2 separate regions of the Homo sapiens genome follow, and region 1 is linked to region 2. A link is a loop called in an ENCODE intact Hi-C map of the cell type or tissue named here. Cell type or tissue: Caco-2. All regions are shown on one strand. Each heading gives the region's core, and the rest is flanking DNA. Links, peaks and the distances in the headings are about the cores only. Region 1 overlaps NCOA3 (nuclear receptor coactivator 3). Region 2 has its middle 44 kb from the start of LINC01754.

Region 1 (16,541 bases), core at 3,187-11,186, 120 kb before region 2:
CAAATGTAAGTTAGGCTAATTCAGATGTTTGACTAAATGCCATTAAAATATTCACACATAAGGAGGGGGAATTTCTTCTCTTCCCCCAAAATTATGTTTGTATTTGTATGTATATACATATATACGAATACCATAACCCCTTGTACAACACATTTGAACTGCATTTGTTCTGTTATACGCAGATTTTTCTCTATTTCTGCCATGCCTAAGACAGTAGGACCAACATTTCCTCTTCTTTCTCCTCCTCAAGCCTACTCAACCTCACGAAAAGAATGAAGACCTTTATGATGATCCACTTAATGAATAATATGTATATTTTCTCTTCCTTATGACTTTTTTTTTTTTTTTTGAGATGAAGTCTCACTCTGTTGCCCAGGCTGGAGTGCTGTAGCATGATCTCAGCTCACTACAACCTCCACCTCCAAGGTTCAAGTGATTTTCCTGCCTCAGCTTTTCGAGTAGCTGGGATTACAGGCACACGCCACTATGCCCGGCTAATTTTTGTATTTTTAGTAGAGACGGAGCTTCACCACATTGGCCAGGCTGGTCTCAAACTCCTAACCTCAGGTGATCCACCCACCTTGGCCTCCCAAAGTGCTGGGATTACAGGCATGCGCCACCGCATCCGGCCATGTCTTTCCTTTTTAATTATTTATTTATTTACTTATTTTCTAGAGACAAGGTTTCATACTGTTGCCCATGCTGAAGTGTAGTGGTGCAGTCATAGCTCACTGCAGCTTCAAACTCCTGAGATCAAGCAATCTCCCACCTCAGCCTCCCAAGCAGCTAGGACTACAAGCGCACACCACCTTGCTAGCTAATTTTTTGTGTGTTTTGTAGAACTGGGGGTGTTACTGTGTTGTTTAGGCTGGTCTCCAACTCCTGGCCTCAAGTGATCCTCCCACCTCCAATCCCCAAAGTGCTAGGATCATAGTTGTGAGCATATGAGTGAGCCACCATGTCCAGCCTCCTTAAAATTTTCTCCTTTTTTCTATTTCTTTTTTTTCTTTTTGGAGACAGGGTTTCATTCTGTTGCCCAGGCTAGAGTGCAGTGGCACAATCACAGCTGAGGCGCAGCCTCAACCTCATGGGCACAGGCAATCCTCCCACCTCAGTGTCTCTAGTGCTAGGGACTAAGGCACAGGCCACTATGTCTGGCTAGTTTTTGCATTCTCTGTAGAGATGGGGTTTCGCTCTGTTGCCCAGACTGTTCTCAAACTCCTGGACTCAGGTGATCTAACCACCTCAGCCTCTCAAAGTGCTAGGATTATAAACATGAGTCACTGCACTTGGCCATAATTTTCTTAATAACATTTTATTTTCTCTAGCTTACTTTATTGTAAGAATACAGGATATAATATATGTAACATACAAAATATGTGTTAATCAGCTGTTTATATTAACAGTGAGGCTTCTAGGCAAGAGGAGGTTATTAGTAGTTAAGTTTGGGGGGAGTCGAAAGTTCTGCACATTTTTTACTGAACAAGGGGTCAGTGTCCCCAGTCCTCAGTTGTTCAAGGGCCAACTGTACATACACATACGTATTCACTCAAGTACTCTAAGCACATTCATTTAATAATCATTAAAGAGAAAAACATGAAGCATAAATAGTTTTAATTAAATCATAAATTAAAGAGGAGGGTAATATCTTCAGAAGGTTGAAGACAAAAAATTACAAAGGATCAAATCAAACTAAAGCTGAATTACCTGGCTAACCAGTCAAAGGATGTTCAAGCAGTTTATTTTTATTGGTCTCTGAGTCCACCATCCAGCAAGTATTTTGATCCTGAGGACAAAAAGAAGAGGAGGGATTGAATTTTATTGTCTTTTCTTCATTTAAGCATTATGATTAGTCACCCACAAATTAAGTCTTCCAGCCGGGCGTGGTGGCTCACGCCTGTAATCCCAGCACTTTGGGAGGCAAGGCGGGCAAATCACTTGAGGTCAGGAGTTCAAGGCTGGCCTGGCCAACATGGCAAAACCCCAACTCTACTAAAAATACAGAAATTAGCCGGGCGACATGGCATCCGCCTGTAATCCCAACTACTCAGGAGGTTGAAGCAGGAGAATCACTTGAACCTGGGAGGCAGAGGTTGCAGTGACCCGAGACTATGCCACTGCACTCCAGCCAGGGTGACAGAGCGAGATTCTCTCTCAAAAAAATTAAGTCTTCCCATTTTTCCCTTCCCTGGATATATGAAACAAACAAAAGCTATCAAGTACACCACCTCTTCCTAGGAATTTGAGTAGATGTCTTATTGTACCATATAATCACTACTTCTGTTTGAAAAGTCAAGCATAGGGCCAGGCGCAGTGGCTCATGCCTATAATCCCAGAACTTTGAAAGGCTGAGGTAGGAGGACCGCTTGAGGCCAGGAGTTCAAGATCAGCCTGAGCAACATAGCAAGACACCATCTCCACACACAAAAAAATAAAAATTAAAAAACAAAAGTCAGGGCCAGGCGCAGTGGCTCATGCCTCGAATCCCAGCACTTTGGGAGGCCGAGGTGGGTGGATCACATGAGGTCAGGAGTTTGAGACCAGCCTGGTCAACATGGTGAAACCCCATATCTACTAAAAATACAAAAAATTAGTTTGGTGTGATGGCATGCGCCTGTAGTCCAGCTACTCAGGAGGCTGAGGCAGGAGAATCACCTGAATTAGGGAAGCAGAGGTTACAGTGACCCAAGACCATGCCATTGCGCTCTAGCCTGGGCAACAAAAGCAAAACTCCATCTCAAAAATAAGTAAATTAATTAATTAATTAATTAAAATAAAAGTCAGGCATAGCATATATAATATGTACTCTGTCACAGTTTGTAAAAATGGATAATGCAAAGTGGAGGTGGTGGAGACCAGTTCTGAATCTTGAAAAGTGATCAAAACAGATGGGTACTCTGAACTTGTGGGGGTATTCATTTGTCCAAAATCAGTGCTCAACAGAGAATAAAGACAACATTAATACCCTGGCAGAATCAAATGCTTAAATGCCCTAGTCCAAAAATTATCAGATGAGGGAGGGATGGATAAAGCCAACAAGCAAAGGCCAGAGGAAAGGCTCAGATGTTTTCTTGCCTTCTATAAAAGGATGCATTTTGACCACCAAAACAAAATATTAGCAAGGAAATGAGAGACCGTTCTTCAAAATAATCTACAATAAAACACATGAACATATAAACAGCAGGCTTTTGCACTTGAAGAAATGGCGTGCAGGTTCTGCTGCAATAAATAAGTGAACCAGTAAGAACATTCACTTTACCTTATGAATTTCCAAATTTAACAATAAAGCAACAATATGATTGCCACTAATTCCAATGGTATCGAACCAAGATAACAACCATAATTACGCCCTAAAGTTAATAGCTTTCATGCTGGAATTGGTAGATCTGTTGGTATGGGGGAAAGGAAAAATGATATATTCACAAGTTACAAGTAACAAACATATTATAGCCATGGACATTCCACGTAGTGTAGTCTGCAGACAGTATATAGGGAGAGCCAACCACAATCTAGCTGCATTATGGAAAGGTCTGTTGTGTTTCTGAAACTAAAATTAGAGGGGAGAAAATCAGTGAGCAGGGAATGGGAGGCACATTACATGTGGCTCACAACAAAGGAAAAAGAAAACTCTAGGTAGTGCCGGGTGACTATCCCTTATGCAAAATGCTTAGAAGCATAAGTGTCTCGAATTTTTTTCAGATTTCTTAAATATTTGCATATGCATACTGAGATATCTAGGGGAAGAAACCCAAGTCCAAACATAAAATTCATTTATGTTACTTATACACACAGCCTGAAGGTAATTTTATATAATATTTTTAATAATTTTGTGCACCAAAGTTGTAGCTTTTTTCTTTTTCTTTTTGAGACAGGATCTCACTCTGTGCCCAGACTGGCTGGAGTGTGGTGGTATGGTCATGGCTCACCTCAGCCTCGACCTCCGAGGCTCAAACAATACTCCCACATCAACTACCCAAGGAGCTGGGACTACAGGCACACACCATCATACCCAGCTAATTTTTATATTTTTTGTAGAGACAGGGTTTCACCATGTTGCCCAGGCTGGCCTTGAACTCCTGAGCTCAAGTGATCTGTCTGCCTCGGCCTCCCAAAGTGTTGGGATTACAGGTGTGAGCCACCATACCGGACCGAATGTTATGTTTTTTAACTTGAATTTTTATGCTATCCAATTTAATTCGTGTAAGATGAACGGAGAAAAGGTAGGCAGAACTTCTGTAAAGAACCTCTAAGATCTTCTGGCCCTGTTTTAAATCAGGTTTGACTTCTAAAATGGTTCTCTTATGTTTTTTCCTTTATTAGGAAAGACGAAGGAGGGTCATGGGGTGGGGTTAGCACCTAAGGAACAAAAGAGGTGGGATAAGGAAAGGATTTTTTGGGGGGATGGGGGTGGGGGATGGAGTTTCACTCTGTTGCACAGGCTAGAGTGCAGTGGGGCATGATCTCGGCTCATTGCAACCTCTGCCTCCCGGGTTAAAGCGATTCTCCTGCCTCAGCCTCCCGAGTAGCTGGGATTACAGGTGCATGCCACCATGCCCAGCTAATTTTTGTAGAGACAGGGTTTCACTACATTGGCCAGGCTGGTATCGAACTCTTGACCTCAAGAAATCTGCCCACCTCGGCCTCCCAAAGTGCTGGGATTACAGGCATGAGCCACCGTGCCCGGCCAGGAAAGGAATTTGAGTCAGAAAGTATCTAGTAGCATAATGGACCTAGGAAACAATTACTGCTGCCTCGTGTAGAAGGTGGTGAGAGGGCCTAGATTAATACTCCAGTGTTATAGTGCTGGTCTTCGTACTTCTCAAAGGAATGCTGACCCTGCCAATCTGCACCCTTGGACCCAAATGTTAACTGCTGGACCCCCAGGTGGAAGATCATGTAAAGTCAGCATGCCCAGATGAACAAAGAATGCAACCATGGGTGGAATCTAAATGATCAAACTGAGGAACAGCGAATGAATAAGAGCAGACACCACATGGCAGGACAGAAGATGCAACCAAATCAAGCCTTGACATCATCCCATGGCAGGATCCACTCAGATCACACCTCATTACTCTCCAAATATAAAACCTGCACCCAAACTCTAGTTCAGAGAGGCAGATTTGAGCCCAACTCCTGTCTCCTTACACAGCAGCCTTGCAATAAACTTTTCTTCCTACAAAAACTTGGTGCTTAGTGTTCAGCTTTCCATTGCATACACAGAAAAATAGACCCAGTTCAGTTCAGTAACACAAAGACAAGCCAGGTACAAAATTCTCCCCTCCAAGGAAGTGTATAATTAAACCAGAGAGATTCGCAAATAGTCACAGAACAATGATTGGCTTGCCTACCAGGAACCTGGAAAGGAGTACTACTATATACCAGGATCCTGTAAGTATAGAACTGTTAGTAAATTTGCTGGTGAGTTAAACTTGTCTGGAAAAAAGATTCTGCAAAGGCAACAATCCTAGCAGATTTCTTAGGACAGTATTTTTTTTCTTTATCAAAAACAAGATTATCCCTTTTCACAATTCAGATTTTCATCAATCACACATACAAAAACCAAATCATACTGACATAAAACTAAATGTGAGAAGTTCCAGAAACATTAGACATCTGAGAAGGTAACAGGGACATTAAATTTTCTAGTAGAATTAATGGTTTACTGATGACATCTACATTACCAAAACCTGCATCACCAGGCCAGGCATGGCAGCGCACACCTGTAACGCCAGCTACTCAGGAGGCTGAGGCAGGAAGATTGCTTGAGCTCAGGAATCTGAGTCCATCTTGGACAACATGGCCCCTGTTTTAGTTTTAGGTTTTTATTTTAAGCCTTCATCACCAGAGACCTAAAAGGACGTGAGGGGAAATCAAACATCAAATTAAGCCTTGTTAATAGCTAGTCTGAGAAGATATGCCTCAAAGCCAGAACAAAGAATAAAATTGGGGAGAGGAGTTGATACACAGGAAAATCCAAACTATATAATATATAATGCTTGGAAACACCAACAGGGCAAAAAGCAGCCACTGAATATTATAAACATGTTTTTCTTTTACTGTTGAACATGAAAAGGGGCAAGGATTCTACAATTAATCATATTAAACCCATTGTTCTTTCCAAGCTCCCACTGGCACTGCTCCCAGGATCTCCTTCCTCACTTCCCTAAAATCACAGAAAAGGGGAGCCACTGTCACTGGGAAAAGCTAGCTGTTGCTCAATAATCTTCAAAGTACTACAGAGTAGACTGGGTCACCAAATGAATTTCAGGTTAAAGGCTGCAAAATATTAGTGTTAAATTTAACGTCAAAATCCAACACTTTTGCAGTTGGGATTATTTATCAAGTGATAAGTATCTTTGATCAAAACTCTAACCACAGGTTTCACTTGCAACAATCAACTACAGCTAATCTGTAGCTATAATGAAAGGAGAAGACCAAATGCAAGTTGAAAATCATATGAACATTTCAAGTTATATAAAATGGGGCTGGGTGCAGTGGCTCATGCCTGTAATCCTAGCATTTTGGGAGGCCGAGGTGGGCAGATCACCTGAGGTCAGGAGTTCGAGACCAGCCTGGCCAACATGGCTAAACCCCATCTCTACTAAAAATACAAAAAGTAGCTGGGTGTGGTGGTGGGCGCCTGTAGTTCCAGCTACTCGGGAGGCCGAGGCAGGAGAATCGCTTGAACCCCGTAGGCAGAGGTTGCAGTGAGCTGAGATCGCGCCACTGCACTCCAGCCTGGGCAACAGAGCAAGACTCTGTCTTAAAAAATAATAATAATAAAGTTATATAAAATGGTACCACTTTTTTTGAGCTATATAAACTTAACTCAGTTTAAGAATTTTTTTTTCCCATTACTTAGTCCATTATTGTATGTTCAATTAAGTAAAAATGTATTTGCTTCCCAGGAGAACATTGGTAAGACATTTATAACAATCTTTTTTAAATGCTATAATCTTCTTGATAAGGGAGTGGGGGACAAGGAATTATTTCAAATTACAGCATATGCATGTCTAGTAAAATAAAGACAGGTATTACCACATATCTTGTGATATATACTAGAAAGAATCAAGCTGACTTATAATGTATTCTACATATTTAATAAATTAAACATTTAGTTCTATACGGAATCAGCCTGAAAATTCATAATAACGCAGTGAAAACAGACGCCTTGGCTTCTGAAAACCTAGATTTTGTAAAGTCCTGCTTCTTGAAATGATCTTGTGTTAGATTTTAATTCGATTTCAATTAAATGCTTGCTGTGTATCTATTAGAATCAGGCACTGCACTGGCACTTGGAAATAAGCAAATCACAGTTGCTGCCATCAATTAATTAGGAAAAGGGAAGCAGGTATAAACAGACCTAAAGTTCCTAAAATGAAAGCTATGTTCATTCAGTAAGCATCTGCTAAGCATCCATGTGCCACATTGTGCTAGACACCATGGATAAAAGGAAGAATTAAAAAGACCAGAGTCCCATGAGAGTATAAGGAAAGAATAGAGAAAAACTACCCTGCCTTTTTCATGGGGTTGTTAACTGTTCAACACTATTTACATGTGAAAGCAAGACAAATCCAAAACCATTTATCTCAGCCAAAGGGGGAGGCATTAATTGTACAATTTCTGCAATTATGTCCAGAGTTGTCATAACCAAAATGCCATTTGAGTTTCTTCATAATAAAGGCAAAAGACAAAAAACCTTCTATGAAATGGCCATTTGTGTAAAAATTACATAGGGATACAGGAAACATAAATGGGGTAAAGGTAGCTAAAACTTAAAACTTATTTTTAATTCAAGACATCCAGGAAATTATGCCATACATTTTTGCTTATACAACGATACTATCCACTGATGAACAATGGAACTAAACTAGCCTAAATTTTTTTAAATTAGCTTTAGATTAAGGAGAAAACTTAAAAATCTGGTTGGCAGATTAGTATAAAAGGCCTGATATCTTTGGCTGAGTTGAATATTAGCTCTTATCCAATGGTTACCAAAACAGGCATTCAAGCAAGCCGCTTGCTTGCGCTTGTTCTGCCTCTCTCTCCCTGCCACTTTGGAAAAACTGCATGCAGTGCTGCAGGATCACACAAAATAAATACAGGAAAGAGGGTGGGAGAGTTGGGTGGGGAAGTGAGCAAAGCTCTGGGCTCCACCAGTGGAAGGCGTTCCACAAGAATTGCTACAGGGTCAAAAGTTTACAGTGGTTTCAATTTCACCTTTTAGCAGCCAATCAGGAAACACAGGCTGCATGCTGACCCCTCGGGCTGCAAATGAACATTAACTCATTGGCTACCAGGATTGCACATTTTCCTTTTCTTATAAGGCTTTCCCTTCTTTTTATTTTTTTTAAGGACAGGGGAGTGGAGAAGGCAAAGAACACAATAAGTTCAAGGTGACAATTTTATTCAAGACAATATATTTTAAACAGGTGTTTGAGGGGAGAAATGATCGAGTAATTATCTTCTTTCTTCTTGAAATCTGAGTTTCTTTAGCCTGTAGTATCTAACAAACCAATTATTAATGCTAGTATCAAGACAAAGAATAAATTTAGGCAGGTAAAGGAGATGGATTTTCCTCCATGAGGTTGCAATTCTATGAACAATTTATAGGATGGTAAAAAGATAATACTGGTTGTGTATCCAGTAAATGCTTTAAAAGTAACTCAGATAATAAAGACATCTAACTGAAGGATTTGCCTATACCCCAATTTTTTTATTTGCATAGTTTCCCTACCCTCTCCTCAAACCATTACTATACACAGGTAATGTTCCTCTATCCTTTTCATAATGTGGATCCACAGAAATGCAGGCAGAGCTCTTAGCTAAGGTTTAAATTTTTCTTTTCTTATATTTCAGTACCTGGGAGTAACTGTACAATAAACTCAGGAGTGAACCATTTGGCAGTAGGTACAACTGCTCCCTAACTAATTTATGTAAATTTCTTCAAATGCAGAAACCAATAAACTAATCCATTAAATAATATTTTCAACATTCTATATTTAACATTGAGCAAGTCTAAAATGAAAACCTCTACTACATACACCTTAACTGGACTACATTTAAAAACTAGATGCCTTTGAAGCACCACAGGATAAAAGTGAAATCGCTGTATTAACTGCTCTACTATTAAAATGATTAGTCAAATCCTAAATGAACACACTGTAAATTTGTAGTTAGCAATATTTCTCTCTTTGACACAATAGGTAGTTGAATTTTAACAGACTCATTGACTTAAATTTACCTTTACGTTTAGAATACCCTGTAGGCACCACCATTGCCTAAGAAAACGATTTCATGTAGGATATTAGCTCTTATCCAAACCAGCAAAGTAAGATACCAGTTATTTCTGAAAACGTGAAAGTAAGCAAATATACAGAAGTGTGTGACTTAATATAACTGCTGAAGGGTTCCAAAATAACTTCAGTGTTTAAAGTTTATATAGCAATATAATGTCAGTTAAGATAGTAAATAAACTCGATGCTGATAGTTTTTTCTTAATTCGACATTAAAAGAAGTAATTTTCTAGTAACAATTCCCAAGCCTTCATGATTTAAGTTTATGCATATTTGGCAATAAAAAGTCTACTTTAAAATAGACCTAGTTGTTTTTTCAACATGGTTTGCAAAAGCTTTACATATACGTATATATAGATATATAATAAATTAGGGGTCTTCTGTATATCTTCTTTTTACAAAATGGCCTCATTTTGAAACAAAATGGATGCGATAAAATTTTACATCAAGTCAGCATGTTAGCAAGAAGCTTTTTTGTGTGTTCTGAATTTGATTAATACAAGCCAAGGTCACTTCCTGAAAGATGCCTAGCACTGCAGCTGCAGGCAAACTAGGCTCTAGCATAAGGCTGGGGGAAGGGAATGGGTGATGGCATTATTATTAACCCTCAGATAGGATTCCATCTCCAGCAGCAGCTATTGGGGGAAGTGGGGAGGTTGGGGAAGATCCCAGAGTTCCTAAGTATATTAAGATTAAAATATTTCCATTCCTTAATACTTAAAAATAGAAATGTAATTACATATATAATGCTGATGTCAAAATTATATCAGATATCCTCACTGCTACAATGTACAAGAACATTTTACATAATACTATGCAAATCATTTAATGCCAGACATTGTGTTGAATGCTGAGTTTACGCTAAAGCATTCAGTTTACACTGAAATAAACTCAACATTCAACACAATGCTAAGCATGACCTGTACTTGCTATGCAAAGCGTATACAAAGGAAGATACAGGCCCTTGAAGAAAACAGAATCAGATTCAAATTTCAAAAACCAAGGGTGGCCTAAAAGTTAATTAAGGTAGAAACTTAAAACACAAAAGCCTATTTTGGAAAATATTTGATAAAGTTTTGTTCTGAAATTCAATTTAAATTTTCATTTTACATAAAATTTTAAATTTTCATTTCACCAACATTAATACAAATATTACTATGCCTCTGTGCTAAAAAAAAAAAAAATCAAAATATACATAGTAGCAACTAGAAAAAACCACCTCCCTGAATAATTAATAATGTATTAAGTAGTTACAATGCATGCTAGGAAACCATAGTAATTACTCTGTTGTACTCTGAGGTTCTTTACACATTTCAATTCATTGATAAAATACCAGGTATAGTCAGGAAATCTACACGTTCCTTGTAATTTTATATATGTAATCTTAGAAAAATTAAATTAATTTTGTGTGCCTTTTTCCTATGCACCAAATGGGGGTTATACTTTAACCATGATATTCCACAGAGACAGAGCAGCAGCAAGGCACTGCTGTATTTTTAGCGGTTGTATGACGAACGCAAAACGTGGCCTTTTTATCTTGTCTATATGTTCAAAAGTGTTTTCTATTTTCTACACAACTTAATAGCATAATTTTGTCACTCTGTTGTGCTCCCCACCCTTTTTCTGAAGTTTGATTCAGTAATTTCAACAAAAAAACTGAACAAATGGTGTTAGATCTCAAGTTCAAACAAACTGACCCCTTGAATTTTTGGAGGTCAATGACTGGCAGGAAAAGGGTTGTTATTTAATGGCCACGGAGCATTCTGTATGTGCAAAGGACTTCTTAAATCATTTTAGGAAAAGGAAGGCAACCAAGTAAAAACATACTGTGAGAAGTCCCTGAATTCAGAGAACCTAATCCCTAGGTGTGGCTAAGAAAGGCACTTCAAAAAGATCCCATCACGTGCCTTTGAAATAGGACAAACCTGAAAGACAAAGGGTAAAATTAAATTAGTTTTTCATACTCCCTCTCCCCAAGACACCTGTGGGGCAGTGAAGAGGAATGAATTTTTCCTCAATTTTTCCTGGCCCTACAGGCATACCTCATTTTATTGTGCTTTACAGATATTGCGCTTTTTACAAATTGAGGTTTGTGGCAGCCCTGCTTCAGGTAAGTCTACTGGTGCCAATTTTCCAACAGCATTTGCTCACTTTGTATGCCTCCCTTACATTTTGGTGATGCTCCTATTATCTCAAGAAGCTTTTTCATTATTATTTTATCTCTTATGGTGATGTGTAATCAGTGTTTTTTTGTTTGTTTGTTTGTTTTTTGGAGACAATAGTCTTGCCCTGTCACCCAGGCTGGAATGCAGTGGCAGGATCTCAGCTCTCGGCTCACTGCAACCTCCGCCTCCCGGGTTCAAGCAATTCTCCTGCCTCAGCCTACTGAGTAGCTGGGGTTATAGGCGCCTGCCAGCAGACCTGGCTAATTTTTGTAGTAGAGACAGGGTTTCACCATGTTGGTCAGGCTGGTCTTGAATTCCTGATCTCAGGTGATCTACCCACCTCAGCCTCCTAAAGTGCTAGGATTACAGGTGTGAACCACCATGCCCAGCCTGCGATCAGTGTTCTTCAATGTTACTATTGTTAATTGTTTTGGGGCACCATGCACTGTGCTCATATAAGATGGTAAACTTAATCAGTAAATGCTGTGTATATTCTCACTGCTCCAATAGCTATTCCCCATCTCTCTCCCTTCTCTTCAGGCCTCCTTATTCCCTGAGACACAGCAATATTGAAATAAGTCCAAATAATAACCCTATAGTGGTCTCTAAGTGTTCAAGTAAGTAAAAGGAAGAAATGCACATCTCTCACTTTAAGTCAAAAGCTAGAAATGGGCCAGGCATGGTGGCGCACCCCTGTAATTCCAGCACTTTGGGAGGCTGAGCCGGGCAGATGACTTGAAGTCAGGAGCCCAAGAGCAGCCTGACAAACATGGTGAAACCCCATCTCTACCAAAAATATAAAAATTTGCTGGGTCTGGTGGCGCACACCTACAATCCCAGCTACTTGGTGGGCTAAGGCAGGAGAATCACTTGAACCCGGGAGGTGGAAGTCGCAGTGAGCTGAGATTGTTCCACTGCACTCCAGCCTGGGCAACAGAGTGAGACTGTCTCATAAAAAAAAAAGGCAGGTGGGGGGGGCTAGAAATGATTAAGCTTAGTGAGGAAGGCATGTCAAAAAGCTGAGGCTGAAAGCTAGGACTCTTGCACCAAACAGCCAAGTTGTGAATGCGAAGAGACAAGTACTGTTTTTTTTTCTTTTACTAGATACTGGGTCTCGTTCATATGGCCCAGACTGGGGTGCAGTGGTGCAATCACATCTCACTGCAGCCTTGAACTGCTGGCTGTTCAAGCGATCCCCCTACCTCAGCCTCAGAGAAAGTTATTAAAAGGAAATTAAAAGTGCTACTCCAATAAACACAGGAATAACAAGAAAGTGAAACAGCCTTATTGCTGGTAAGAAGAATGTTTTCATGGACTGGAAAGATCAAACCAACCACAATATTCCATAAGCCAAAGCAAGACCATAACTCTCTTCAATTCTATGAGGGCTGAGACAGTTGAGGAAGCTGAAGAAAAGTTAGAAGAGGTTGCTTCATGAGGTTTAAGGAAAGAACCCATCTACATAACATAAAAATGAAAGGGCCAGGTGTAGTGGCTCACACCTGCAATCCCAACACTTTGGGAGGCCAAGGCAGGCAGATCACTTGAGTCCAGGAATTAGAGACCAGCCTGGGCAACATGGTGAAACCCTGTCTCCATAAAGAACAAAAAAATTAGTCGAGCATGGTGGCATGTGCCTGTAGTCCCAGCTACTCAGGAGGCTGAGGTGGAAGGGATTGCTTGAGCCTGGAGGCAGAGGTTGCATTAAGCTGAGATTGCACCACAGCACTGCAGCCTGCAGACTGCAGCCTGGGTGACAGAGGCAGACCCTGTCTCAAAAAAAAAGAAAAAAAGAATTACACTGAATCTATTCTGCCTGTGCATTATAAATGGAACAATAAAGCCTGAATGACATCTGTTTACAGCATGATTTACTGAATATTTTAGGTCCACTGTTGAGACCTACTGCTCACCAAAAAAAAATTCAAAATATTACTGCTGGCAGGTGGATTGCTTGAGGCCAGGAGTTCGAGACCAGCCTGGGCAACATAGTGAAACCTCATCTCTAATAAAAACACAAAAATTAGCCGGGTGTGGTGGTGTGTGCCAGTAGTCCCAGCTACTCTGGAGGCTGAAGCACAAGAATCGCTTGAACACAGGAGGTGAAGGTTGCAGTGAGCCAAGATCACGCAACTGCACTCCAGCCTGGGCAACAGAGCGAGAATCTGTCTCAAAAAAAAAAAAAAAGAAAGAAAAGAAAATTAGCCGGGCACGGTGGCTCATACCTGTAATCCCCGTACTTTGGGAGGCTGAAGTGAGTGGATCACCTGAGGTCAGGAGTTCTAGACCTGCCTAGCCAACATGGTGAAACCCTGTCTCTACTAAAAATACAAAAATTAGCCAGGCGTGGTGGCACACACCTGTAATCCCAGCTACTTGGGAGACTGAGGTAGGAGAATTGCTTGAACCTGGGAGGCAGAGGTTGCAGTGAGCTGAGATCATGCCACCGCACTCCAACCTGGATGACAGAGCAAGACTCTGTATGGGAAAAAAAAAATGTATATACACACACACACACACACATATATGTATATACTTGTGTGTGTGTGTGTGTGTGTGTGTGTGTGTATATATATTACTGCTCATTAACGGTGCACGTGGTCACCCAAGAGCTCTGATAGCAAGGTACAAAGAGATTAATGTTGTTTTCACGCCCATTAACACAACATCTGTTCTGCATCCCATGGATTATGGAGCAATTTTAACTTTCAAGTATTACTATTTAAGACATATTTCATAAAGTTACAGCTGCCATAGATAATGATTTCTGTGATGGATATGGGCAAAGTGAATCTTTCTGGTAAAGATTTACCATTCTAGATGCCATTAAGAACATTTCTGATTCACGGGAGGAGGTCAAAATATCAACACAAATAGGAGTCTGAAAGACGTTGATTCCAACTCTAATGGATGACTTTGAAGGGTTCAGGATTTCAGTGGAGGAAGTAACTGGAAGTGTGGTGGAAATAGGAAAAGACATGGAATCTGAAGATGTGACTGAATTACTGTAACCTCACGATGAAACTTCAACAGATGAGGAGTTTGAGGAGTTGCTCCCTGCTTTTTTGGAGACAGGGTCTTACTCTGTTACCTAGGCTGAAATGCAGTGGCGTACCACAGCTCACTGAGGCCTCAACCACCCACGCTCAAGCAATCCTCCTGCCTCAGCTTCCTGAGGAGCTGGGACTACAGGCATGTGCCACCACACCTGGCTAATTTTTGTATTTTTTGTAGAGATGGGGTTTCACCATGTTGCCCAGGCTAGTCTCAAAGTCCTGGGCTCAAGCAATCCGCCTGCTGGGATTACAGGTGTGAGCCACCACACCCAGCCTTAAGGAGTTGCTTCTTATAGATGACCAAATAAAGTGGTTTCATGAGATGGCATCTACCCCAGTGAAGATTCTGTGAACATTGTCGAAATCATAAAAAAAGACTTAGAATATCACATAAACATAGTTCTTAAAGGAGCCGCAGGGTTTTTTTTTTGTTGTTTTTTTTGAGACGGAGTCTCACTCTGTCAACCAGGCTGGAGCGCAGTGGCGTGATCTCAGCTCACTGCAACCTCTGCCTCCCGGGTTCGTGCCATTCTCCTGCCTCAGCCTCCCGAGTAGCTGGGACTACAGGCACCCGCCGCCACGTCCAGCTAATTTTTTGTATTTTTAGTAGAGACGGGGTTTCACCGTGTTAGCCAGGATGGTCTTGATCTCCTGACCTTGTGATCCGCCCTCCTCGGCCTCCCAAAGTGCTGAGATTACAGGCGTGAGCCACTGCGCCCAGCCATGAGCAGCAGGGTTTTGAGAGGATTGACTTTTGTTGTTGCTGTTGTTGAGACAGGGTCTCTCCGTCACCCAGGCTGGAGTGCAGTGGCACAATCTCAGCTCGCTACAACCTCCGCCTCCCGAGTTCAAGCAATTCTTGTGCCTCAGCCTCCCAAGTAGCTGGGATTACAGGCGCCTCCACCATGTCTGGCTCATTTTTGTATTTTTAATAGAGACAGGCAGGGTTTCACCATGTTAGCCAGGCTGGTCTCAAATTCCTGACCTCAGGTGATTCACCCACCTCAGCCTCCCCAAGTGCTGGGATTACAGGCATGAGCCACCGCATCCAGCCTTTAAAAAAACAAAATTATTTATTTTTTATTGGGGGACGGTATGGGGTGGGGAGATAGGGTCTGGCTCTGTTGCCCAGGCTGGAGTGCAGAGGCACAATCTTGGCTCACTGCAACATCTGCCTCCCAGGCCCAAGCAGTCCTCCCACCTCAGCCTCCCGAGTAGCTGGGACTACAGGCGCATGCCACCATGCCCAGCTAATTTTTGTAATATTTTATAGAGATGGGGTCTTGCTATGTTGCCCAGCTTGGTCTCAAACTCGTGGGCTCAAGTGATCCTGGTCTTGAACTCCTGGGCTCAAGTGATCCTCCTGCCTCAGCATGAGAGGCTGTGGCAGAAGAACTGCTTGAACCCGGAAGGCAGAGGTTATAGTTAGCTGTGATCACACCCTGCACTCCAGCCTGGGCAACAGAGCAAAACTCTGCCTCAAAAAAAAAAAAAACTGTTTTAATTTGTCCCAGCCACCCCAGCCTTCATTAACCACCACCCTGATCAGTCAGCATCCATCAATACTGAGGCAAGACCTTCACCCAGCAAGATTTACAGCTTACTAAATGTTAAGATGATCAATCAGCATTTTTTAGCAATAATTTTTTTTTTTTTGAGACAGAGTCTGGCTCTGTCACCGAAGCTGGAGTGTGGTGGCACAATATTGGCTCACTGCAGCTTCTGCCTCCCAGGTTCAAGTGATCCTCCCACCTCAGCCTCCCAAATGGCTGGGATTACCGGCACACACCACCACCACGCCTGGTTAATTCTTACATCGTTTTGGTAGAGATGGAATCTTGCCATGTTGCCCACGCTGGTCTCATGGAGCTAAAGGGATCCACCTGCCTTAGCTTCCCCAAGTGCTGGGATGGAGCTACCCACCAGGCCACAATAAAGTATTTTTTTAATTAAGGTATATACATTGTTTCTTTAGACATAATGCTACTGCACACTTAACAGAATGGAGTGTAAACATAACTTTT
Region 2 (16,541 bases), core at 5,044-13,043:
CTTGCATAATAGAAGTTTATCTCCTCTAGCGCTGCATTGCCAGTTGACTGACAGCTTTCCTCCATCCCTGGGGCCTCATCGTTGATGTCTGCATCCAGTGGTGGCAGGGGAAGGAGAATGGAAAAGGCGCACATGTTTCTCAACTGCTTTGTGCAGAGCTAATACACATTGCTTTTGCTCACATTCTATTTGCAGAATGAATCACAGGCTGTACCCAGATGCAAAGGGGATTGGGAAATATTGTCCCTGGCTGCTTTCCAATGACAACTCTATATCCTAAGGATAACTAGCCGTCTCCGTCACTCAAATATTGCCTGTAGTAATGGCAAATGCCCACAAGGATGCAGAAATGCCTTGATCGTGTTTAAGCAATTTAAATCATATACCAAAATTTCTCACTCTCAGCCCGATTGACATTTCCGGCCAGATAATTGTTTTGGGGTAATCCTGTGCATTGTAAGATTCAGTTTAGCAGCATCTCTGGCCTCTACCCACTAAATGCCAGTAGCACCCCCACCACCAGTTGTGACAATCAAAAACCTCTCCAGACAGTGCCAAACATCCCCTAGGACACAGAACATTTCCATCCCCCAGAAAGTTCCCTCTTGCCCCTTCCCAAAACAAGATAACCACTATCCTGACCTTTATCACCCTTAGTTTTCTCTATTCTTAGACTCCACATAAATGGAATCATACAGAATGAACTCTTTTTTTTCTTTTTTGAAACAGAGTCTCGCTCTGTCACCCAGGCTGGAGTGCAGAGGCATGATCTTGGCTCACTGCAACCTCCGCCTCCCTTGTTCAAGGGATTCTCCTGCCTCAGCCTCCCAAGTAGCTGGGATTACAGGTGTCCGCCACCACGCCTGGCTAATTTTTTTATTTTTTGTAGGAACATGGTCTCACCATGTTGGCCAGGCTGGTCTCAAACCCCTGACCTCAAATGATCCACCTGCCTCAGCTTCCCAAAGTGCTGGGATGACAGGCGTGAGCCACTGCATCCGGCATGAACTCATGTATCTGGCTTCTTTCACTCAAATAATGCTTTTCAGATTGAGTCACGCTGGATGCCCCAGTAATTCTTTCCTGGCTGTTGTTGAGTAGAATTCCATTTTGGGACCATACCATCATTTGTTTACCCTCTTGTTGTCGGGCACTTGGTTGTTTCCAGTTTGGACTATTATGAAACAAGCTTCTATGAACATTCTGGAACAAATTTTTTTTTCTTTTTTTTTGAGATGGAATCTTGCCCTGTTGCCCAGGCTGGAGTGCAATGGCAAGATCTCAGCTCACTGCAACCTCCACCTCCTGGGTTCAAGCGATTCTCTTACCTCAGCCTCCTGAGTAGCTGGGACTACAGGCGCGCACCACCACGCCCAGCTAATTTTTTTCCTCAGGTGATCCGCCCTCCTCAGCCTCCCAAAGTGCTAGGATTACAGGCATGAGCCACCACACCTGGCCTGGAACAAGTATTTTTATGGACATGGGCACACATTTCTCTTAATCCAAGAGTGGAATTACTGGGTCAGCAGTAGGTAAATGTCAAACTTTATTAGGTATTATAGTTAACCTATATTATTTTTAAGTTGTATTTATTTATTTATTTATTTTTATTTTTTATTTTTTGAGACGGAGTTTCGCTCTTGTTGCCTAGGCGGGAGTGCAATGGTGCAATCTCGGCTCACTGCAACCTCCGCCTCCTGGGTTCAAGCAATTCTCCTGACTCAGCCTCCTGAGTAGCTGGGATTACAGGCATGCGCCACCACGCCTGGCTAGCATTTATTTATTTTTTAGAGAGTCTTGCTGTGTTGCCCAGGATGGTCTCAAACTCCTGGCCTCAAGCGATCTGCCTGCCTCAGCCTCCCAAGGTGCTAGGATTATGAGCATGATCCACCACACCCAGCCTTCTCCTTGTACCCTTTCCTTCACCCTTCTTCAGAGGTAACCACTCTGAGCCTTTCTGCTCTGTCCTTCTAGAACATTCTTTCTATTTAGGCAGCTAGTTTATAGCAGTTAGGAGCTTAATGTGGCCTTGGGCACATGTATGAACTCTCTGTGTCTTCCTCATTCCTAAAAAAGGCATTTGTTTGTTTGTTTCTTTGTTTTTTGTGACAGTCTCGCTGTGTCGCCCAGGCAGTGGCATGATTTCAGCTAACTGCAAACTCCGCCTCCTGGTTCAAGTGATTCTCCCGCCTCTGCCTCCTGAGTAGCTGGGACTACAGGCAGGCGCCACCACACCTGGCTAGTTTTTGTATTTTTAGTAGAGACGGGGTTTTGCCGTGTTGTCCAGGTTGGTCTTGAACTCATGACCTCAGGTTATCCACCCACCAGCCTCCCAAAGTGCTGGGATTATAGACGTGAGCCATCGCACCTGGTCTGATTGCGTTTTTTTGCACACTTCTATCTGCTATGGTTTGACTGTCCCCTTGAAAATTCATGTTGAAACTTAATACCCAATGTGGCAGTACTGAGAGGTTCAGCCTTTAAGAAGTGATTGGGCTTGGCCCAGTGGCTCATACCTGTAATCCCAGCACTTTAGGAGGCCGAGGCGGGCAGATCACCTGAGGTCAGTTCAAGACCAGCCTGGCCAACATGGTGAAACCCTCATCTCTACTAAAAATACAAAAATTAGCCAGGTATGATGATGCATGCCTGTAATCCCAGCTACTGGGGAGGCTGAGTCAGAAGAATTGCTTGAACCAAGGAGGCCGGAGGTTGCAGTGAACCGAGATCGTGCCACTACACTCCAGCCTGGGTGACAGAGTAAGACTCTGTCTCAAAAAGAAAAAAAAAAAAAACAGAAAAACAAAAAACAGAAGTGATTGGGTCATGAAAGCTCTCATGAATGGATTCATCCATTCATGAATTAATAGATTAATGAGTTAATGGGTAAATGGATTAATGAGTTGTCATAGAGTGGGACTTGTGGCTTTAGAAGAAGAAGAAGAGAGACCTCAGGTAGCTGCTCAGGCCCCTCTTCATGGGATGCCCTGTGCTTCTTTGGGTCTCTGCAAAGAGTCCCCAACAGCAAGAAGGCACTCATCAGATGCAGCCCCTCGAGCCTGGGACTTAGCCTCCATAATTGTAAGAAATAATTCCTCATATATGTACCTACTATGTACCCACATAAATTAAAAATTAAAAAAGTAATAATTCCTTTTATTTATAAATTACCAAGTTTTATGTATTATGTTATTTCTGTTATAAGCAACAAAAAACAGACTTAAGACAATATTATTGAATTTTCCACAAAGGTCACTTCTGTATAAATTAAAGGAAGCCTGTACTTTCTTTTGTTTGGAACATTACCAAAACTTGTTCACTACTTTAGACAATCATGTCACTTCTGGCAATGCAACTCAGTAAAACTCAAGGGAGTTTTCATCACCAGTAATCACCCCTGTGTGGGTCCACGTTCAAGGCTGTCCCTTCACAGTGAATGTGCACATCTGACCTCTCCGATGCATCCTCAGTTAGATGGGGCCGAACACACTCATACCAAAATCTGTGTGTTAGGGCATCCTATGGGGGGGTTCCAGTGACAAAAGGAAGACAGGGAGAAGAGATGCTGAACAGACATTAAGAAGACTTGGCCAAGACAGGCGGTTAGCCTGAGCTCAGGAGTTTGAAATCAGCCTGGGCAACAAGGTGAAACCCCGTCTCTACTAAAAATACAAAAAAATTAGCCGGCTACTCCGGAGGCTGAGGCAGGAGAATTACTTGAACCCAGGAGGCGGAGGTTGCAGTGAGCTGAAATCGCACCACTGCACTCCAGGCTGGGTGAAAGAGTGAGACTCCGTCTCCAAAAAAGAAGAAGAGTTGGCCTTGCTGTAATTATTCCCATTTCATAGGTGGCTAAGGCAGGGCATAGAGAGATTCAAGTGGTTGAGGAGTGGAGGAGGCAGACTCAAACCCAGTTACCACTACAACTTACTTACCGCCTGTGTTAGTCAGGGTTCTCCAGGGAAATAGAACCAGTAGGATAGATAGATAGATAGATAGATAGATAGATAGATAGATAGATAATTATATTAATAGATGATAGATAATAGATTGATAGATGATAGATAGATCGCCTCTTGGCCTTTTGGCTAAAATCAAGTGTAGATTGATAGATGATAGATAAGTGATAGATAATAGATGATAAATAGATGATAGGTAGATAGGTACATAAATAGATGATAGGTAGATAGATGATAAATAGATGATAGGCAGATAGAGCAATAGATTGATTTATAATAGATAAATAATAGAAATAGATTGATAGGTGATAGATTGATAGATAATAGATTAATAGATAGATGATAGATAATAGATTGATAGATCATAGATGAGATAGGTGATAGATACCAGATGATAGATAGATAGATAGATAGATAGATAGATAGATAATAAAGAGATAAATAGATGATAGGTAATGCCCGTAATCCCACCACTTTGGGAGGCTGAGATGGGCGGATCACCTGAGGTCAGGAATTCGAAAACAGCCTGGGCAACATGGTGAAACCTCATGTCTACTAAAAATACAAAAATTAGCTGGGCGTGGTGGCACATGCCTGTAGTCCCAGCTACTTGGGAGGCTGAGGCAGGAGAATCGCTTGAACCCAGAAGGCAGAGGTTGCAGTGAGGCAAGATCACACCACTGCACTCCAGCCTGAGCAATAGAGTGAGACTCCATCTCAAAAAAAAAAATCAGCGATAGGTAGACAGATAATAGGTAGGTAGGTAGGTAGATAGATAGATAGATAGACAGATAAATAGATAGATAGTTATGAACAGGAAGAGATTTATTACAGGGATTGATTCATAGGATTATGGAGGCGGAGAAGTCCCACTATCTGCCATCTGCAAGCTGGAGGCCCGAGAAAGCTGGTGATGCGGTTCCAGTACGAATCTGAAAGCCTGAGGACCAAGGGAGCCAACAGCATCTGTCCTGGTCCAAGTCAGAAGGCCCGAGATGTCCAATGGCAGGAGAAGGTGGATGTCTCAGCTGAAACAGAGAGAGAATTCATCCTCCCTCTGCCTTTTTCTTCAATTCAGACCCTCAAGGATTGGGTGATGTCCATGCATGCTGGCGAGCAAGGTTCTTCTTTACTCAGTCTATTGTTTCAAATGCTAATCCCTTCTGGAAACACCCTCCTGGAAATGTTTTACCAGCTACCTGGGCATCCCTTAGCCAGTAGATTAACTATAACACTGTCTATGTGCCGCATAATTTTCTGGCAACTGTTCTCATAAATTGTTGAAAAATTGCATTGATAAATAAAGGTAAACACAGGCTCTACTGTTCCTTGTGTTCTCTGACACAGCATCCAATCGCTGGACGTCAGGGAGTGAGTCCCAATGTTACAGGGTACAAAGAGTTCAGCAAAGAAATGCTCTCAGCTGGGAAATTTGAATATATCAAGTACCTGCATATTTGATGACATTAGGAATTATTGTTAATTTTTTTTTTTTTTTTTTGAGACAGAGTCTTGCTCTGTAGCCCAGGCTGGAGTGCAGTGGCACAATCTCAGCTCACTGCAACCTCTGCCTCCCGGGTCAAGCAATTCTCCTGCCTCCGCCTCCTGAGTAGCTGGGATTACAGGCACACACCACCACATCCAGCTCCTGACGCCGACCTTGGGCTCCCAAAGCACTGGGATTACAGGCTTGAGCCACCGCGCCCGGCCATTGTTAACTTTTAAAATGTATGATATTAGAATTGTGATTATGACCAAAGTCGAGTCTTTATTTTTTAGAGATACACACGGAAGTATCCACAGAGTGGTGTGATAGCTGAGATTTGCATCAAAGTAATCCAAGCAGCAGGAACAAGAGTGGAGGGAAAGATGAAGCAGGATTGCCCCTAAATTGCTAATTGTCAATATCTTTTTTATGTTTTTATTTTTCTTTTAGAGACGGGATCTTGCTTTGTTGCCCAGGCTGGAATGCAGTGGTGGGATCATAGCTCATTGCAGCTTCCAACTTCTGGGCTCAAGTGATCCCCATCCTGCTTCAGCCTCCTGAGTAGCTGAGACTACAGGTGTGTGCCACCATGCCCAGCTGATTTTTTTTTTTTTTTGGATGGTGTGCACCCAGGTTGGAGTGCAGTGGCGCAATCTTGGCTCACTGCAACCTCTGCCTCCCAGGCTCAAGTGATCCTCCTGCCTCAGCCTCCCAAGTAGCTAGGACCACAGACGTGTGCGACCACACCTGGCTAATTTTTGTATCTTTGGTAGAGATGGGGTTTTACTATGTTGCCCAGGCTGGTCTCAAACTCCTGAGCTCAAGTAATCCAGCTGTCTCGACCTCCTAAAGTGCTGTGATTACAGGCGTGAGCCACCGTGCCTGGCCCACCCAGATAATTTTTAAATTTTTTGTAGAGACAGGGTCTTGCCATGTTGCCCAGGCTGGTCTTTAACCCCTGGGCTCAAATTATCCTCCTGCCTCAACCTACCAAAGCAGTGGGATTGCAGATATGAGCCACTGTGCCCACTTGAGCTGATAATTGTAGAAACCAGATAATGGACAAGGGAGATGATGATACTATTTTCTCTCCTTTTGTATGTTAGATTTTTTCATAATGAAATAATAATAATCAATAAAGGAAAGCTCCTGCTATAATTTTTCCTTTTTCTTTCTTTCTTTCTTTTTTTTTTTTTTTTTTTTTTTTTGAGACAGAGTCTTGCTCTGTCACCCAGGCTGGAGTGCAGTGGCATGATCTTGGCTCACTGCCACCTCTGTCTCCCAGGTTCAAACAATTCTCCTGCCTCAGCCTCCCAAGTAGCTGGGATTACAGGCACGTGCCACCACACCTGGCTAATTTTTGTGTTTTTAGTAGAGATGTGTTTCACTATGTTGGTCAGACTGGTCTGGAACTCCTGACCTCAAATGATCCACCCACCTCGGCCTCCCAAAATGCTGGGATTACAGGCCTGAGCCGCCACATCCAGCCTTATTTTTCTATTTAAGTCTGTAAAGCTGACTTCTCCATAAAAGGCATTCTAATTCATATCTATTGATAGAAAACCACAGTTAACAATCTATACACCATGGATGAAATTAGAAGCAGGTGAATTAAAGCTATCCAGTCATGAACTGCTTTCACTCTTGCTCAGAGTTCATCTTGATGGCTTCCTAATTCCCAGAAGACTGTCAGATGAGGCAGAGAACAATATCTCCCAAAAGTTTTTGTGGTATCTGAAGAAAGTGACTCATTGGAAACTCAAAGTCAGGGCCTGTGCGTTACTTATAATGATAGTTAACTCTTACATAACAGTGACTGCATGCCAACCTCTCTTGTTAGCACTTGACAAATATTAACCCATTTAATTTTTATCAATCTCAGGAAATACGTACAATTATTAAGCCTATTTTACAGATGAGGAAACAAAAGCATAGAGCGTTTAAATGACTCATCCAAGGTCTCACAGCGAGTAAGAGGTGGGGCCGGGATTTGAACGCAGGCAAACAGATTCCATGTCTACATTCTTCATGATGATTTTGACCACCTCCATATTATTTTGGTAATGCATCTCTGGCAGTTTACTGAGTATCAGATAACAGCGAATTGGGGGAAGGTTGGGGAAAGCAGTTAAGATCAGTGTTCATTCTGTGCCAACCTAAAGTATTCCTAGAAATAGCAGATAACTGAGGCCGGGCGCAGTGGCTCACACCTGTAACCCCAGCATTTTCGGAGGCTGAGGCGGGTGGATTACTTGAGGTCAGGAGTTGGAGACCAGCCTGGTCAACATAGTGAAACCCTCATCTTTACTAAAAATACAAAAATTAGCTGGGTGTGGTGGCCGGTGCCTGCAGTCCCAGCTACTCGGGAGGCTGAGGCAGGAGAATCACTGGAACCTGGGAGGCGGAGGTTGCAGTGAGCTGAGATCGCACCACTGCACTCCAGCCTGGGGGACTAAGCGAGACTCTGTCTCAAAAAAAAAAAAAAGAAAAGAAATAACAGAAAATTTACATTATGTGTCTCCCCTAGGAAAGCTATAATAAAATAGCCACCATTTAGGAAACTGCTGCTGTGAATAAGCTGCTGTGCTCACAGAAAAATACACTATGATAATCTCAGTTGCATCAATAAATATTCTATGTACCAGGCTCTATTCTAGATACTGAGGATACAGCCCTGAAAAGACCAACATGATTTAAACCCACGTGGAGCTTCTTGGGACCTACATTAACCACATAGTGGGGCAGAAGAGACGCTGCACACGTCTAGAGCTTATACCTTGAAAAACTTTGCAGCTTCCATTTTCACTCTTTTGGAACTCTGCCCCAAGACCACCACACCAGAAGAAACTCTGAAAGAAAACCCACAGAATGAGAGAGACTTAGCCACCTGGCTGTCCCGGCTGAGCCTTCAGCCACGTGCAGCTTCATGAGCAAACCCAGGTGAGACCAACAGAAGGGCCATGCAACCACCCAAAGACTCATAAGAAATAATAGGCCAGGCCCAGCGGCTGACGCCAGGAATCCCAGCACTTTTGGAGGCTGAGATGGGCAGATCCCTTGAGTCCAGGCCTGTAATCCCAGCACTTTGGCAGGTCGAGGCAGGCAGATCACTTGAGGTCAGGAGTTTAAGACCAGCCTGGCTAACAAGGTGAAAGCTCGTCTCTAATAAAAATACAAAAATTAGCCAGGCATGATGCTGCATGCCTGTTATCTCGGCTCCTTGGGAGGCTGAGGCAGGAAAGTCACTTGAACCTGGGAGGCGGAGGTTGCAGGGAGCTGAGATGGTGCCACTGCACTCCAGCCTGGGTGACAGAACAAGATGCCATCTCAGGGGTTGGGGGGAGATCCCTTGAATCCAGGAGTTGAAGACAGCCTGAGCAACATGGTGAAACCCCGCCTCTACAAAAAATTAGTCAGGCATGGTGGTACAGGCCTGTAGCCCCAGCTACTCGGGAGGCTAAGGTGGGAGGATCACTTGAGACTGGGAAGTGGAGGTTGCAGTGAGTTGAGATCACACCACTGCCCTCCAGCCTGGGTGACAGACACCCCATCTCAAAAAATAAATAAATAAATAGTGGACATTTATTGTATCAAACAAATTCCCAATACATCATTCAGTGTCCAACTTGGGGTGGGGGTGTGTTTTTTTGGGGGGAACCTAATTTATCTCAGATCATAGAGATTCAAACCAAGATCAGAAGAGCTGGTGGTTGGTTGTTGTTTCTGAAAACTCATAGCTAGACCCTCAAAAGTTAATAAATGCAACAGGATTTAAAACTCAGCTTTGTTTGTCTTGGTGTGTTACGAAAGAACACAAGAAAAAAATTGCATTTCACCACTCCTGTGGCTTAAGAAGAAAGCGACCAAACAAGTCAATTAACCTGTAAGTGAGGGCCCAGTCATGTGGTGGAGAGACTCTCCTGCCGCACACAATCACTTACAGAGGAGCGGAGTCAATAACAGCCAAAGATTTCACCTGATAATTGTCAAAATGTTTAAATACACCATTACAGTGTGCAAACAGGACTTTATCTTCAGCTCCAAGCACATCAAAACCACTGGTTTAATTCCAGCAGCTTATGCTTTCAAAGGAGTATTGAGTGAAGGCATACAGGGATGGGCTGAAATCCACACCTTCCCCCAGGCAGATCAACAAACCTTTTCGCTGGGCTGAGTCCAGCTTCTGAACTTTTGTACAAAATCTCTAACACCCACTGTCACAAAAAACTGAAGACCTGTCTTAGGACCAGGGATGGATCCAGGTTTTGTGGTACCTGAAGCTTAGACAATTTGGGGGAGCCTTCTTTAAAACAAATACAAAATTTAAGTACAAAATTAGGTATAAAAGTGAATGTTTAGGCCAGGTGTAGTGGCTCATGCCTATAATCCCAGAACTTTGGGAGGCCGAGGTGGAAAGACTGCTTGAGGCCAGGGGTTCGAGATTAGCCTGGGCAACATGTGAGACCCTGTCTCTACAAAAGATTTTTTAAAATTAGCCAGGTGTGGTGGCATGTGCCTATAGTCCTAGCTACTCGGGAGCTGAGGCAGGAGGATTGCTTGAGCCCAGAAGGTTGACACTGCAGGGAGCCGTGATTGCACCACTGCATTCCAGCTTGGGAGACAGAGCGAGTCCCTGTTTCCTGTTTCAAAAACATAAATAAAAAAGAAGAAGAAGAAAGAAAAGTAGAAGAAGAAGAAGGAAGAAGAAGGAGGAGGAGGAGAGGAAGAGGAGGAGGAGAAGGAAAAAGGTGAATATTTAAAGTGAGAACAGGGCCAGATGCAGTGGCTCACACCTGTCATCCCAGCACTTGGGGAGGCCGAAGCAGGCAGATAGCTTGAGCTCAGGAGTTCGAGACCAGCCTGGCCAACATGGTAAAACCCTGTCTCTACTAAAAATATACACACACAAAAAATTTAGCCAAGTGTGGCGGTGTGCACCTGTAGTCCCAGCTACTTATGGGGGGCTGCGGTGGGAGGATCACTTGAGCCCGGTAGGTTGAGGCTGCAGTGAGCCAAGATCATGCTACTGGACTCCAGCCTGAGTGACAAAGTGAGATCCTGTCTCAAAAAAATAAATAAAATAAAATGAGAAATCACAAAAAAGTCATGGGGCTGTGTTAGCCAGACTCCAAAATGCCCTCCAGTGATCCAATGATCCTTTGCCTCCTGGTGTGCCCACCTTGTGCAGTGCCCTCCTCTATTGCACCAGGGTGGTCTGTGTGACCCGTAAAATTAGGCAGAAGTGATGGTGCATCATGACAATACTGCTTCTGTCTTGGTTCTTTCTCTCTCTCTCTCTTTTTTTTTTTTTTTTTTTTTGAGATGGAGTCTCACTCTGTTGCCCAGACTGAAGTGCAGTGGCACCATCTTGGCTCACTGCAACCTCTACCTTCTAGGTTCAAGTGCTTCTCGTGCCTCAGCCTCCTGGGTAGCTGTGATTACAGCGTGCACCACCACACCTGGCTAATTTTTGTATTTTTAGTAGAGATGGGGTTCACCATGTTGGCCAGGGTGGTCTCAAACTCTTGACCTCCAGTGATCTGCTCGCTTCAGCCTCCCAAAGTGCTGGGATTACAGTTGTGAGCCACCACACCCAGCCCCTCTCTCTTTCTTAAAACTTCTCTCTTGGTTTCTCTCTCTCTCTCACTTAGTGAGGGAGCCAGCTTCCATGTCATGAGGGACTGAAACCTTCTGACCACAACCACATGAACAAGCTCAGAAACAAATCATCTGGCCCCAAAGAGGCTTCCAGCCTCTGCAGCCCAGCCAACAGCATGACTGTAAACAGGGCAGATACCCTGAGGCAGAACCACCCAGCAAAGCCACTCCTGGATTCCTGACCCACAGAAACTGTGAGATAAATGTTTTATTGGTTTAAGCTGCTAAATTTTGAAGCAATTTGTTACACAGCAATAGATAGCTAATACAGAGGCCTTCAGAGACTCATGTTCCTGTCTTCTGGGATGGTTTTAGGTCATTATTTATTTACTTACTTACTTATTTTTCTAGACGGGGTCTTGCTCTGTCTCCCAGGCTGGAATGCAGTGACTCAATCATGGCTCACTGCAGCCTCCTGAGCCTCCCGGGCTCAGGAGATCCTCCCACCCCAGTTTCCTGGGCAGCTGGGACTACAGGCGTGTGCCACTGAGCCCAGCTTTAAGTAATTTTCCAGAAGCGTTCACATACAAATGCTTTCTCTTTGCAGCCTGGATTCCATCCCCACTGAAAACTCCTTCCAATGCCCAGCACTACTGAATCTCTGCTTCCTAAAGGTGTGTGGAACACTGAGTAGGAACTCAAGCTATATTTGCTGAATACATGGATATACAAGAGCCTTGCAAGAGCAATATTTCATCCTTATTTTATAGATCAGGAAATGGAAACTCAGAGACATTAAGTAACTAGCTTAAGATCACACAGCTAGAGACCGACTAAGTCTTAATTCCTCAATGGAAAGTTTTTAGAACCTGTAGTGTCAATTTCTTTGATGCTTTCCATAGTACCAAGTACATACTAAATGCTTAATGCAGATTGACTGAAAGAGTTAATGGTGTGAGATGGGTGTGGTGGCTCACACCTGTAATCCCAGCACTTTGAGAGATTGGGTGGTTGGATGGCTTGAGCCTAGGAGTTCAAGAACAGCCTGGGCAACATACTAAGACCCCGTTTCTGCTAAATGATGTGGTGGCTTACGCTGCACCTATGGTCCCAGCTACTTGGGAGGCTGAGGTGGGAGGATCACTTAAGCCAGGTAGGTCAAGGCTGAGGTTAGCTGTGATCGTGCCACTCACCTCTAGCCTGAGTAACAGAGTGAGACCCTGTCTCTAAAAAAAAAAAAAAAAAAAAAAGTTAAGTTAATGGCATAGCAGGTCTTTATCTAGTTAGGTAAATGTCTCTTTAATATAGAAACAAGAGGCCGGGCATGGTGGCTCAAGCCTGTAATCCCAGCACCTTGGGAGGCCAAGGCGGGCGGATCACTTGAGGCCAGGAGTTGGAGACCAGCCTGGCCAACATGGCAAAACCCTGTCTCTACTAAAAATAAAAAAAATTAGCCAAGCATAATGGCACGCATCTGTAGTCCCAGCTGCTTGGGAGGCTGAGGCAGGAGAATTGCTTGAACCCAGGAGGTGGAGGTTGCAGTGAGCCAAGATCGCACCACTGCACTCCAGCCTGGGTGACAAAGCAAGACTCCGTCTCAGAAAAAAAAATAATAAAAAAAAAATATACACACATATATATACACATATATACATATATATATATAAAAACAGGAACCATGGTGGGGTGGTGGCGGGGGCAGAGAAAACAATGTGTTATTATACTTTCTTCCTCACAAACAGTAATGGAGCAGTGGCAGTATTTTATGAAAAAAAACGGACAAAACCACTTCAAAAGTGTCCAGACACTAAAATTTAAAATAATAAAGGGTTTGTATTTCGTTTCATGAACAATATTAAAAAGTTAATTTTGTTGGTTTTAAAAGCCTATGTAAAACCAATTAATTTGTGGTTCATGTCCCCCTCTTTTGAACAGTAACAACATCTCCAGATTGACGCACACAGTTAGGGGTCTAACCACCCAAGAGTAATCATGGGCAATCCTGGGATGGCACTTTCTTCCCTTCAAGTGGTCACTGGAGTTGGCCAAGGTCAAAAGTTAACCAAGTGTTCCAGCAGCCTGGGGGTTGTGGTGAATTACGTGAGTGCCCTGCTTTCCTTTGAACCCTCCGATTCTCTGCAATTGCAATAATTTAGGGGTGCGGATATTCTAATTAGGCCATGTGAAATTTAATTTCATAGTGGTGAAATTTGCAAGGTCTTCTAAATGTGCACGGAATAAACATGGAGCCTTTGAAAATTCATGGACTTGTTGGCTGAGTTGTTATTCACAAAAGTCTCTTCAACTCCAAGCACAAAGTCTGGGACATATTAGGTGGTCAATAAATTAATAAAGCTGACGTGAATGGGAGTTAATTGGACATCTAAATGAGAATGGATCACTCAGTATTTCCACAAATTCCATCTCTTTTATCAACAAGGCCTCTGGACTCTGTGCTGTCTGATCACAAGGATTTCATTCTCCTCTTTGCCTAGGAGAGTCAATATCTATTGATTTAACCTCTGAATATCTGTTCCCCTCTTCTCTGGAAACAAGTCCTTAATTTCTTTCTAGGATTCTATCCCTCCCATCCCTAATCCGTGTGTTTTTTTTGTTTCGGTTTGGTTTTGAAGACAGGGTCTAGCTCTTCCGCCCAGGCAGGAGTGCAGTGGCACAATCATAGTTCACTGCAGCCTTGAACTACCCAGTTCAAGCAATCCTCCCCCCTCAGCTTCCTGAGTAGCTGGGACTACAGGCACATGCCACCACACCTGGTTAATTAATTTATTTTTATTTTTTCTTTTTTAGAAACAGGGTCTTACTATGTTGCCCAAGCTGGTCTCAAACTCCTGGGCTCAAACAGTCTGCTTGGCTCAGCCTCCCAAAGTGTTGAGATTACCGGCATGAGCCACCAAACCTGGCCTCCATGTGTTTTGGAGGGCTGATTCCACTCCTGGCTCCAGAGATGAGCATGCACCTGAACATGACTAACCAGTGTGCTCAATTCCTCTGGCCACATTCATTAGAACAGAGAGAGTCATATGACCTAAGTTGATCCATTCAGGGCCAATCCCCCTCTCCTTTTAAAAAGTAGACTATAGGCAAGGCACAGGGGCTCACGCCTATAATCCCAGCATTTCGGGAGGCTGAGGTGGGTGGATCACCTGAGGTCAGGAGTTCGAGACCAGCCTGGCCAACGTGGCAAAACCCCATCTCTACTAAAAGTACAAATAAATTAGCCGGGCGTGGGGGTGGGTGCCTGTAATCCCAGCTACTCAGGAGGCTGAGGCAGGAGAATCACTTGAACCCAGGAGGTAGAGGTTGCAATGAGCCGAGCTTGTGCCACTGTACTCCAGCCTGGGCAACAAGAGCAAAACTCTGTCTCAAAAAATAAATTAATTAATTAAAATTAAAATTTAAGCTGGGCGCGGTGGCTCACGTCTGTAATCCCAGCGCTTTGGGAGGCCGAGGCAGGCAGATCACAAGGTCAGGAGATCAAGACCATCCTGGCTAACATGGTGAAACCCCGTCTCTACTAAAAATACAAAAAATTAGCCGGGCATAGTGGCTGGCACCTGTGGTCCCGGCTACTCGGGAGGCTGAGGCAGGAGAATGGTGTGAACCCGGGAGGCGGAGCTTGCAGTGAGCTGAGATCGCACCACTGCCCTCCAGCCTGGGCAACAGAGTGAGACTCCGTCTCAAAAAAAATAAAATAAAAATAAAAATAATTAAATTTAAAAATAGACTATAATATACAGCAGTTTTAGAGTGACAGCAAAATTGAAGGCAAAACACAGAGCTGGTTGTGCATGGTGGCTCATGCCTATAATTGCAACACTTTTGGAGACCAGGTAAAAGGATCTTTGGGAGCCAGGAGTTCAAGACCAGCCTGGGCAACATGGGGATGCCCTGCCTCTAAAAAATAGAAAAATTAGATGAGCGTGGTGGCTCATGTCTGCAGTCCCAGCTATTTGGGAGGTGACTGAGGTGGGAGAATCCCTTGAACTTGGGAGTTTGAGGCTGCAGCAAGCTATGATCACACCACTGTATTCCAGCCTGGGCCACAGAGCAAGACCTGTCTCTAAAAAAAACAATATGGGCTGGGCGCCATGGCTCACATCTGTAATCTCAGCACTTTGGGAGGCAGAGGCAGGTGGATCATTTGAGGTCAGGAGTTCAAGACCAGCCTGGCCAACATGGTGAAACCCCGTCTTTACTAAAAATACAAAAATTAGCCAGGTGTGGTGATGCATGCCTATAGTCCCAGTTACTGGAGAGGCTGAGGCAGGAGAATCGCTTGAGCCTGGGAGGCGGAGGTTGCAGTGAACAGAGATTGTGCCATTGTCCTCCAGTCTGGGTGACAGAGTGAGATCCTGTCTCAAATAAATAAATAAATAGACTGGGTGCCATGGCTCACGCCTGTAATCCCAGCCCTTGGGAGGGTGAAGCAGGTGGATCACCTGAGGTTGGGAGTTCGAGACCAGCCTGGCCAACATGGTGAAACCCCGTCTCTACTAAAAATACAAAAATTAGCTGGGCATGGTGGTGGGCACCTGTAATCCCAGCCACTCGGGAGGCTGAGGCAGAAGAATCGCTTGAACCTGGGAGGCAGAGGTTACAGTGAGCAGAGATCATGCCACTGCACTCGAGCCTGGACAACAAAGTGAGACTCCATCACAAAATAAATAAATAAATAAATAAATAAATAAATAAATAAATAAAATAAAAAATATGGAGAGTTCCCATATACCCAGTCTCTTCACATGCACAGCCTCCCTGATTATCAACATCCTGCACCAGAGTGGTATATTTGTTAAAATTGATGAACCCTCATGACCCCTCATTATGAATCAACGTCCATAGTTTACATTAGGGTTCACTCTTGGTATTATGCAGTTCTATGGGTTTTGACCAATGTATAGTAAAATGTAAGCACATTATGGTATCAGACAGAATGATTTCATTGCCCTAAAAATCCTCGGTGTACCACCTACATCTCCTCCTTCCTAACCCCTGGAAACTGCTGATATTTTGACTGTCTCCATAGTTTTGCCTTTTCCGGAATGTCATATAATTGGAATCATACAGTTTGTAGTCTTTCCACATTGGCTTATTTTCATTTGATAATAAGTATTTTAGGTTTGCTATGGCTTAAATACAGTTTGTCCCCACTCAAATTTATGTCGTGACTTTGTCCCAATGAGGTAGTGTTGGTAGGTGGTGCCTTTAAGGGGTGATTAGGTCATTAAGATGTATTAAGGTCTTTCTCATTCCCTTGAGTTCTCGATCCCATGGGATTGGATTCATCAGCTCCAAAGCAGGTTGTTATAAAGCAAGACTGCAGGCTGGGCATGGTGGCTCACGCCTGTAATCCCAGAACTTTGGGAGACCGAGGCGGGTGGATCACCTGAGGTTGAGAGTTCGAGACCAGCCTGACCAACATGGTGAAACCCCGTCTCTACTAAAAATACAAAATTAGCCGGGTGTGGTGGCGCACG

Evidence for each region. A loop is a pair of places that touch in the nucleus more often than their neighbours do. Peaks named below come from ENCODE experiments on the same cell type or tissue, not always from the same donor. Only the 100,000 strongest peaks of a DNase experiment are listed, where the experiment ranks them.
Region 1: it touches region 2 in a loop (4-fold over the local background); 3 of 110 quality-filtered maps call a loop at or near these places.

What each region holds. Positions count from the first base shown.
Region 1 is chr20:47,568,428-47,584,968 of GRCh38, reverse strand. NCOA3 (nuclear receptor coactivator 3) reads right to left here. Exons shown (of 23, transcript NM_181659.3): 2 at 1,708-1,786. Among named protein-coding and RNA genes, the nearest start is that of NCOA3, 75 kb to the right of the region's middle. In Caco-2, for the core only: no CTCF peak of the experiment used is centred there; a DNase peak (open chromatin) is centred at 8,148; H3K4me3 peaks cover 442 bases.
Region 2 is chr20:47,448,253-47,464,793 of GRCh38, reverse strand. No RefSeq gene overlaps it. Among named protein-coding and RNA genes, the nearest start is that of LINC01754, 44 kb to the right of the region's middle. RefSeq lists silencers at 35-329, 11,163-11,363, 11,442-11,642 and an enhancer at 10,737-10,946. In Caco-2, for the core only: no CTCF peak of the experiment used is centred there; DNase peaks (open chromatin) are centred at 9,373, 10,013, 11,223 and 11,523.